2 separate regions of the Mus musculus genome follow, and region 1 is linked to region 2. The links are chromatin contacts, found by Hi-C in ENCODE. All regions are on one chromosome and are shown on one strand. Each heading gives the region's core, a stretch centred on a gene start or an enhancer-like site at or near the end of the contact. The rest is flanking DNA. Distances are from core to core; before and after follow the strand shown.

Region 1 (3,951 bases), core at 561-3,060, 37 kb after region 2:
GAATGGAGGGGGGGTAGAGGAACGGGGATGGAGGGGTAGGGGTGGAGGGATGGGGATGGCAGTTCCTCAGTGGTAATTTGGGAAGTGAACAAGCATCAGTGTGGAGTGGTAAGGGGAGAGTCAGCAGCTCAGAGATCTCACAAAAAGGTCATCACACTTGCTTGCCAGCTTGAGGAGAAAGTTGTGCATAAAGAACTTACCGAATGGCAAATTACCAAATCCACAGCGGGCACATGTCAAACACCAAGGATTCTGCGCCAGTGCGGAATTTCAGAATCTCCTGTTTCTTTTGGACTGGTTGTGAATTCATCATGAATGAAGAGACTGGTCTCAGACCACTTGTCTCTCACCGTGCTTACTTACGCATGCTTGTTTTAGTGACATAATAACCAGGCACATTTATAGGGTATGCGGTGACACTTTACTGCTGGTGTATGACGAGTGTCAGGGGAGCTGGCATGCTTGGTGACTTCAAACACCGATCCTTTATTCTCGGAACACCTGAGATCTTTCCACCAGCTATTATGTAGTATATATTAAGTACTGTCAACCACACTAATCCTACTGTGATTTCGAGCATTAGAGTGAATCTCACCCAACTACAGCCTAGGATGGACCATTGCCCACTCTATCTTCACGCCCTCTCCTCTGCCCTTCTGTCTGAATTTTCTCTTTCTTTTCTTTTCTTTTTTTTTTTTAATATTTATTTTTAGCTCGCGTGCATTGGTGTTTTTCCCACATGCCTGTCTGTGTGAGGGTGTCAGATCCCCTGGAACTGGAGTTACTGAGAGCTGAGAGCTGCCATGTGGGTGCTGGGTCCTCCGGAAAAAGCAATCATGTTCCTAACTGCTGAGCCATCGCTCCAGCTCCAAAGATTCATTTCTTTTTATTATTTGTTTTTTAAATTATGTGTCTACGTGTGTGTATATGCACCCATGAGTTCAGGTGCCCACAGAGACTCTGGGGATCCCCTAGAGTTCATGGGCATTGTAAGCTGCACAATGTAATGCTGAGAACTAAATTTGGATTCTTTGCAAGAATGTTGTGTGTATGTGTGTGTTTAAACTGCTGAGCAATCTCTCTAGCACCCACCCCATCCAACCCCCCACCCATTTTGAATTTTTATTTTATTTGTTATTGTTTCTTTGAGACAGAGTCCCAAGTAACCCAGACCGGCCTCAAATCTACCTTGTAACCAAGTTAACCTTAGGTTCTGATCCTTGGGCCTCTACCTCCTAAGTGCTAGGACAACCTACCTGTGCTGCTACGGCACCAAATCATTTTTGTTTTTTTCTTTTCTTTTGGGGCTTGGGCCTTGAACATGCTAGGCTGGTACTCTATCACTGAGCTGTCACCAGCCTGATTTGTTTTTGTTTTTGTTTTGTTTTGTTTTGTTTTGTTTTAAATCGTAACACCAAAGATTTTGAGGAAAAAAAATTCAGAAGGAGAAATCCAGATAGAACGTGAGTCTGGGTGTTAATTTTGGCTTCCTGGCTGAGTCGCTTAGCAGTTGCAGGATTAGGATTTGGGGCAAATTCCTTCTTTCAGACTGAGTTTCCTCGAAGGTAATGTGGACCCATTGATGATAAAGGGTTGTCTGGGCTCATGAAGGCCACCTACTGTGGCCTGGCCTGGAAAGAGGGCTCCATGCATAATCCCTACTATTAGTGTTATTCTTGCTGCTGCTATGGTTACAGTCCCCCTCCCCCAACTCCATTAAGTACAGACTGGCCTCTGGCCCTTCCATTTTGAGCTTATCCTAGGAAAAGTCACTATGCTGCCAATAAAGGAAATGCCTGGCGCCCTATTTGTAGATATTGTTCAGGACTAGGAACCAGTAGGAACTATGAGTTTACTCAAGCGAGAGAGTTTAGACTGCCTCCTCTAACTGGCTCAGGGAAGGAGCTGGAGCTTTGTCAGTTAAGCCTTTGAGCCGGTAGCTGGCTGCGGATGAATACAGTCCTGCCAACACCAACTTGAAGGTACTATGTAAATTCCTTAAAGTGGCCTCCCACTTTCTCCACAATAGCATCTCCTCCCCAGCTCTCACCCTCAACAATCAGATCTGTGGGATTCAGCCAGAAGCTGAGTGTTGAGGCCAGAATACTACCCTCTCCCTCACCGGCAGCTTCTCAATGGTAGTTAGTTGTATGTGAGCCTTGTAACCTCTACACATAGAGCTGAGAGGCTGGAGTGGGTCCCGTCTGAGCAGAGGGAGGTCAGATCCTGTCTTAGCAGAGAACAGACAGAACCACTCCAGGGGAATACAAAACAGACAGACAAGTGCTTGTACATACTGATCCCCTCCTGAAAGTCCGTGGGCAACTTGGCTCATTTTTAATAACATCCTGTTAACGGAGGGAGAGAATTCAGGAGTTGAGAGTTACTTTAAAACAACAAAAAAAGAGGCACTCCCAAAAGTGTGCTAGAATTGAAGAGGCCAATTCACAGCCCGGCATGTTAGAAAGACATTGTCAAGAGTTTCCTATATCTGTCCATCATTGGGTGGCATGTTAGTTCTCTGAGGTTCTTTAACTCCTAAGAGGAATGGCACCTACCACTGATACCTGGAGTTCAACCACATACACTGTGTAGAAGTTTCTGTCCCCCCTTTTTTGAGACAGAGTTGCATGGTGTACCCCTGCTTCAGACTAACAAGTCCTGTGATTATAGATATGTACCCCAATGTCTGGCTGAAATCACACATTTTAACACAGCAGAACTGTGCAGTGAAAGGGAAGCCTCTTTTATCATTTGGCCTTGGTCTTGAGGTCCTATTCACTTCTGGCTAACAGATAATAAACTTCCAATTCTCCTAATCTAATCACTTACTGTCCTATGACAAAATACTCCGTCTTACAGATACTTCCCATCATCTGGCTCCTGGATGTCTTGCTGGCTTATGGAACATCAATCTATGGTCTGAGGGCACATCTTGTGTGCATAATGATCATCTTTCTTTCTCTGGCAGACTATCCTTTTGTAGTCTCTCAAGTCTCATAAGGATTAAATAAAATATGTGTGCAGAGCAGTTAATACACGCTCCACTATATAATAGACTCAGTTGATGTAAATACATCTTTGCTGCCCCAGAAGCCTATTTGCTTCTAAACATCATACAAGATCTTGCCATGGTGTGGTAGTTTGAATGAGATGTCCCACACAAGTGTTTGAATACTTGGTCCCTAGTTGGAACTGTTTAGGAAGGATTAAGAAGTGTGTCACTGGGTCTGTCTCTCTCTCTCTCTCTCTCTCTCTCTCTCTCTCTCTCTCTCTCTCTCTCTCTCTCTCCTTCCCCTCTTCTCCTTTCCTCCTTCCCCTCCCTCCCTCCATCTTGTTTGTGGACCAAGATAGGAGTCTCATCTATCCTTTTGCTCCACTACCATGGGCTCTAGCCCTCTGTAACTGTATGCTGCATCGAATGTTTTCTTTTATACATTGGCTGGCTGTGGTGTTTTATCACAGCAATCAAAGAGTAAATAAGACAACATGGCTTACACTACTATGCTTTCTTTCATGTCTTTGACCAGTTCTTTGTGGTTCTCTTTATCCTTACTCACCCTTAATATCTGGCTCTTTTCCTGATAAGCAAGTTTCTCCCCTTGCAGTCAACAGGCAAAACACTGGAACCTCTTCCAACACTATGGCACTGAGATCCATTTGGGTACCCATTCCATCCCATTTTCAAGCAGAGGCTGATGCAGCCCATGTTAGCTGGGTCTGGTGGCACAGACCTGTAATCCCAGCACAGGAGTTAGATCCAGTTTAAGGCTCCAGTTATATGATACCCTGTGTCAAACAAAGCAAAACTTTGTTAGTAGTGTAAGTGAACAATAGAGTGGATTGCATCTTGGTGAGTGGAGAGAGGCAGAACTGAGCAGGGCCCTCCACAAAGAAAGCCTGGGGCTTCTATTCAGGCAACCTATACATATTCATTTAAGGGGGAAGACA
Region 2 (3,884 bases), core at 826-3,325:
TGGCCAGGTTCACAGCCTATCCCTGCCACTTGCACCTGGAAGGAGCCACACACCTTAGGGGAGAAATTAAGGATACTCAGACCTGAAAGTATCCATTTTCTCTGGACGGTAACAAAGACAGTGTATCTCTAAGAAACCACTCTGGTCTAGGTTTTCTGTCTTTATAAAATGTAGCCAACTTAATCTTGGCCTTCTTGGTCAGAACAAAGGTTTAAATTCTTCAGCACAGAAAAAGTTCCAAAGTATCAAATGCCTTAAAATACTGTTCAGTTCTCCTTTATCAAGAATGCCCCTGCAGCAGGAACTAATCAGATACTAAGGACCCAACACAAAGCACTTGTGTGCCTAGACATTTCACTACAGGAAGGAGAAAGTTCAACTTACCAAGAACATCACATTTTGCTTTCAGAAGTCCAGAAACTAATCCTTCTAACAGTAACTGATTTACATTCATTATAAACTGAACACATTAAGTGTAATATCTGGGGATCTGAGATAGTAACTTCAGTTGTCAAAATCTGGTGGGTTTTGAGGGGGAAGGGAGTAGGTTTTGAGGCAACAGTCATGGTTTTGAGTTTTGCATTTGGTTGGTTCATTGGTTGGCTGATTGGCTGGCCAATCCCCCACTCAGAAATAGTTTACACAATATAAATAGAAATAATTAGCAACTCTTAATCTCATTAACAAGAATGCTTAAAATTCTCACCTATAAAATGAATTCTTTTGTGCCCTATTTTCTCAAGTGGCAGATGGTCTAAAATTTTAAAAACACTGGGTTTTTAATTTTTTATTATTGTTTCAACAGTATACATATGTAGAAGAAACCTGTCTTTTCCTTGGCCCCCAAATACAGATAAGTCTGTCCAGACAGACAGAAGATAGAACTAATGCATAGCCTAGCCAAGCTACACATCACCAGCATCAGATAACCTGTGGACACTTCACACCCACAGGGGAGAGCTTTCAAGCCATCACAAGTCAATTCCAGGCCCACTTGGGCTCTGCAGAACCTCCACCCTGCAGGCCATGAATAGGGAAGGCAAAAGGGAGTAATGGTTGTCACTCTGATGATAAGGGAGAAGCTGCCTCCCTGGACCCAAAGAAAGCCTAGCTTCCTCTGATCAGAGCCCCCTTCACACCAAAGACCCAAGGAAACAGCTATCAGCCGGACCCTTCCATCCTCCCTCCCCCAACCCCCAAAAAATGTAAATTTAAAAGAGAGAAGGGCAGGAGAGAAGAAATGACATCTAATCTGTCCTGGGGTCAGCTGAAATCAATCCTACCTAAAGTCTTACACTCAAACATAGTAACATTTTAAAAGGAGAGTGAGTGAGAGATGGTAGTTCAACGAAGTCTGTGATGGGACCACATGAGCTATTGGTCTAACCCAAGTTGTCAAGAATTTAAATTTTTAGAATGGGAGAGGGAGAGGGAGGTGGCAGAGAGGAGGTGGCAGAGAGGTAGGGCTGCGTGTGCGTGTGTGTGTGTGTGTGTGTGTGTGTGTGTGTGTGTGTGTGTGTGTGTTCAAGCCCGCCCCACTTGTGCTTGGTTTATTTCCTGGAGAGGACAGCTTATAGTCACCTCTGTGCCTGCTCTCAGGCACAGAGGTTACCCGAGGCTAGGCACCCAAAAGAGAATCCTGGCTAAGTTTACACTTGGGACGACAGAGCAGCGCCCAGGGCCAACGTACAGCCTTCAGGAACAATGCCTCAAGGGTCCCGATCTAGGCTAGCAAAGGTCGGCTGCGCACCATTCCCAGCTCTCTACATCACTCGGACCTGAGACCCCATCAGGCCCACGCCGCGGGTGGGACCCGGCCCTCCCGGCAGGTGGCTCTGACCCACAGCCCACGCCCCACGCCTCACCCAGCAGCGCCCGCAGGTGCTTCAGGCGGGTCAGCACGTCCTTCTTGGGGTCCAGCACCTTCTGCGTGGACTTTTTCACATCTCCGTGGCTCCTTCGGGAGAACATCCCGCCGCGGTAAGCCTGGGCCCCGCCGGCGGGGCAGGAGGCGCCTGCGCCGCACGAGTCACTGCATAGGGTCGCGACGGGCGCGTGTCGCTCCGGCCACAAGCCGCCCCCCTCCCGGCCGCCTCGCCGCCTCAGCCTCAGCGGAGGCTCCAGGAAGGAGGGGCGGGCCGAACGGTCAGGGGCGGGGCAGGAAGGCGGTGTCGATGCGAAACCCTCGGCCCCGCCCCACGGGTGCCTCTGGTCCGCCCTCCGGCGCGACGCACGCGCACATCCCGGACTGTTCACGCACTAGGAGCCTGAGGCTAGGAACCTCGCGGGGACGCGCGCCCAGCTTCGAGTCTGCGCAGTGACCTCCAATCAGATTGCGGTGTTTTCCATATGACCAGGACCGCGAGCTCCCGCCCCTATATGGGCCGCAAGTGCTCCCGGGAACTGTAGTCCCCACAAGACGAAGCGCAGCGACCTGCTTTCCAGAGTGCTAGATGCCACCCTTGAAACTCACACTCCCTCCCCTCTACTGCCTGGCCTGCGTACCTACCCCTCCCAACCCCCCACTCTCTCACAGACACACACAAAGTAAGAAAAGCTGTAGGACTTTTAAATTTTGAAAACTATTTCTAGATTTTTTTTTTTTTTTTTTACTTCTGGATTCACACTAAGGAGCAAGACAAAGCACGTGTGGCCATGTCAAAATCTGATCTCTAATTTCACACTAAAGTAAATAAATGGCTTTGGTAGCAGAGAAGAGTGGGCCTGTTGTCCAGTGAGGTCCACTCAGTCCCCAAGGCATCTGGAACCCAATCTCAAGTGCAGAGGTCAGTCTTGCCTCTTGCTTTGCGGATAGAGCTCCTGGGTTATGCAAGGCCTCATAGCAATCCAATAACAGAACCAGAAATAGAACCTGAAGGACCTGACTCTCGGGCCAACATGCTTTTTAAGGCCAGATGCCTATTCACTGAAGCAAGACTTTAAGACAGAAGATGCTCAAATGATTTCTTACCAGAAAACTGACTATATAATTGTTTATTATCATCTGGATCCCCAAGGTTTGATATTTTGGCTTTATTAGCAAGTACCTAAAGAGGCACCTTAGAATCACATGTTTTTCATCCAAATAGGCATAATCCAAGAGTCTTTTTCTCTAGTGGAGGAAAGTGCTAGAAATGTACACACCCTTGTATTAAGCTTGGTATTTGATCTCTACAGGCACTCAATAAACTCATTAAGTTAAAAAAAAAAAAAGATGATAAAGCAGCCCTACACATTTCAACTCAGCATGCAAAAACTTCTCCGTTCTGGTAAATTCTATTTTTAGAGTTATCAAAATAGCATGGCTACGACTAAGATATACCCAAAGGAACAGTATTTAGCCAAAAAAACAAAACAAAACAAAACAAAACAGACTACAGACAGATCACCTAACAGCAGAAATCTCACAGACCTAGAGATGTAATCTCCATGCCTAGGATGATGGGAGAGCTGTTGCGCCTCCTGCATCCCCAGATGACATCATAGATGAAGGCCATAATCTCCCCAATTCTGTTGTAAGGGAGAGAAGTGATGCTGTCTCTAACATTACGGCAAGAGTATTTGTCACCATCAGTTTATCCTGTGCCCTGTTTCAGATTTTAAAACACATGTTCACTGTTCCATTCCTTTGAACAAGGACATCTTTTCTTACACTGATTGAAAAAGTAAAATGAATTTATCCCACTGAAATCAATTTTTCTCTTGCAATGTGAGCTCTCATTATTAGCAAACATCTAGTAAAGACCTATGGTGTAAAAACAAGATCCTAAGCCCAGGAAATAACAGATATTACAAGAAGCAGTTCTCTCACTGCCAGAGCTTCCAATCCAACTGAGGAGGAAAAACTAGACAAATATATGCATTTCTGTATGCTAAATATATGG

Evidence for each region. A loop is a pair of places that touch in the nucleus more often than their neighbours do.
Region 1: a loop to region 2 is called in a map of left cerebral cortex, with 2.1 times the contacts of the local background. The contact joins the enhancer-like site here to the promoter of Ralgapa2 in region 2. A Hi-C loop is called at or near these places in 3 of 37 maps with a recorded cell type or tissue (heart and left cerebral cortex).

What each region holds. Positions count from the first base shown.
Region 1 is chr2:146,547,526-146,551,476 of GRCm38, forward strand. No RefSeq gene overlaps it. Among named protein-coding and RNA genes, the nearest start is that of 4933406D12Rik, 6.6 kb to the left of the region's middle. Within about 2 kb of position 1,811, at least 1 of the 3 ENCODE cell types and tissues checked has a DNase peak (open chromatin) inside an H3K27ac peak, as active enhancers do; it is heart, where a contact is called at or near this core.
Region 2 is chr2:146,509,929-146,513,812 of GRCm38, forward strand. It overlaps Ralgapa2 (Ral GTPase activating protein, alpha subunit 2 (catalytic)), which reads right to left and starts at 2,076. Exons shown (of 41, transcript NM_001033348.3): 1 at 1,866-2,076. The coding sequence starts at 1,971.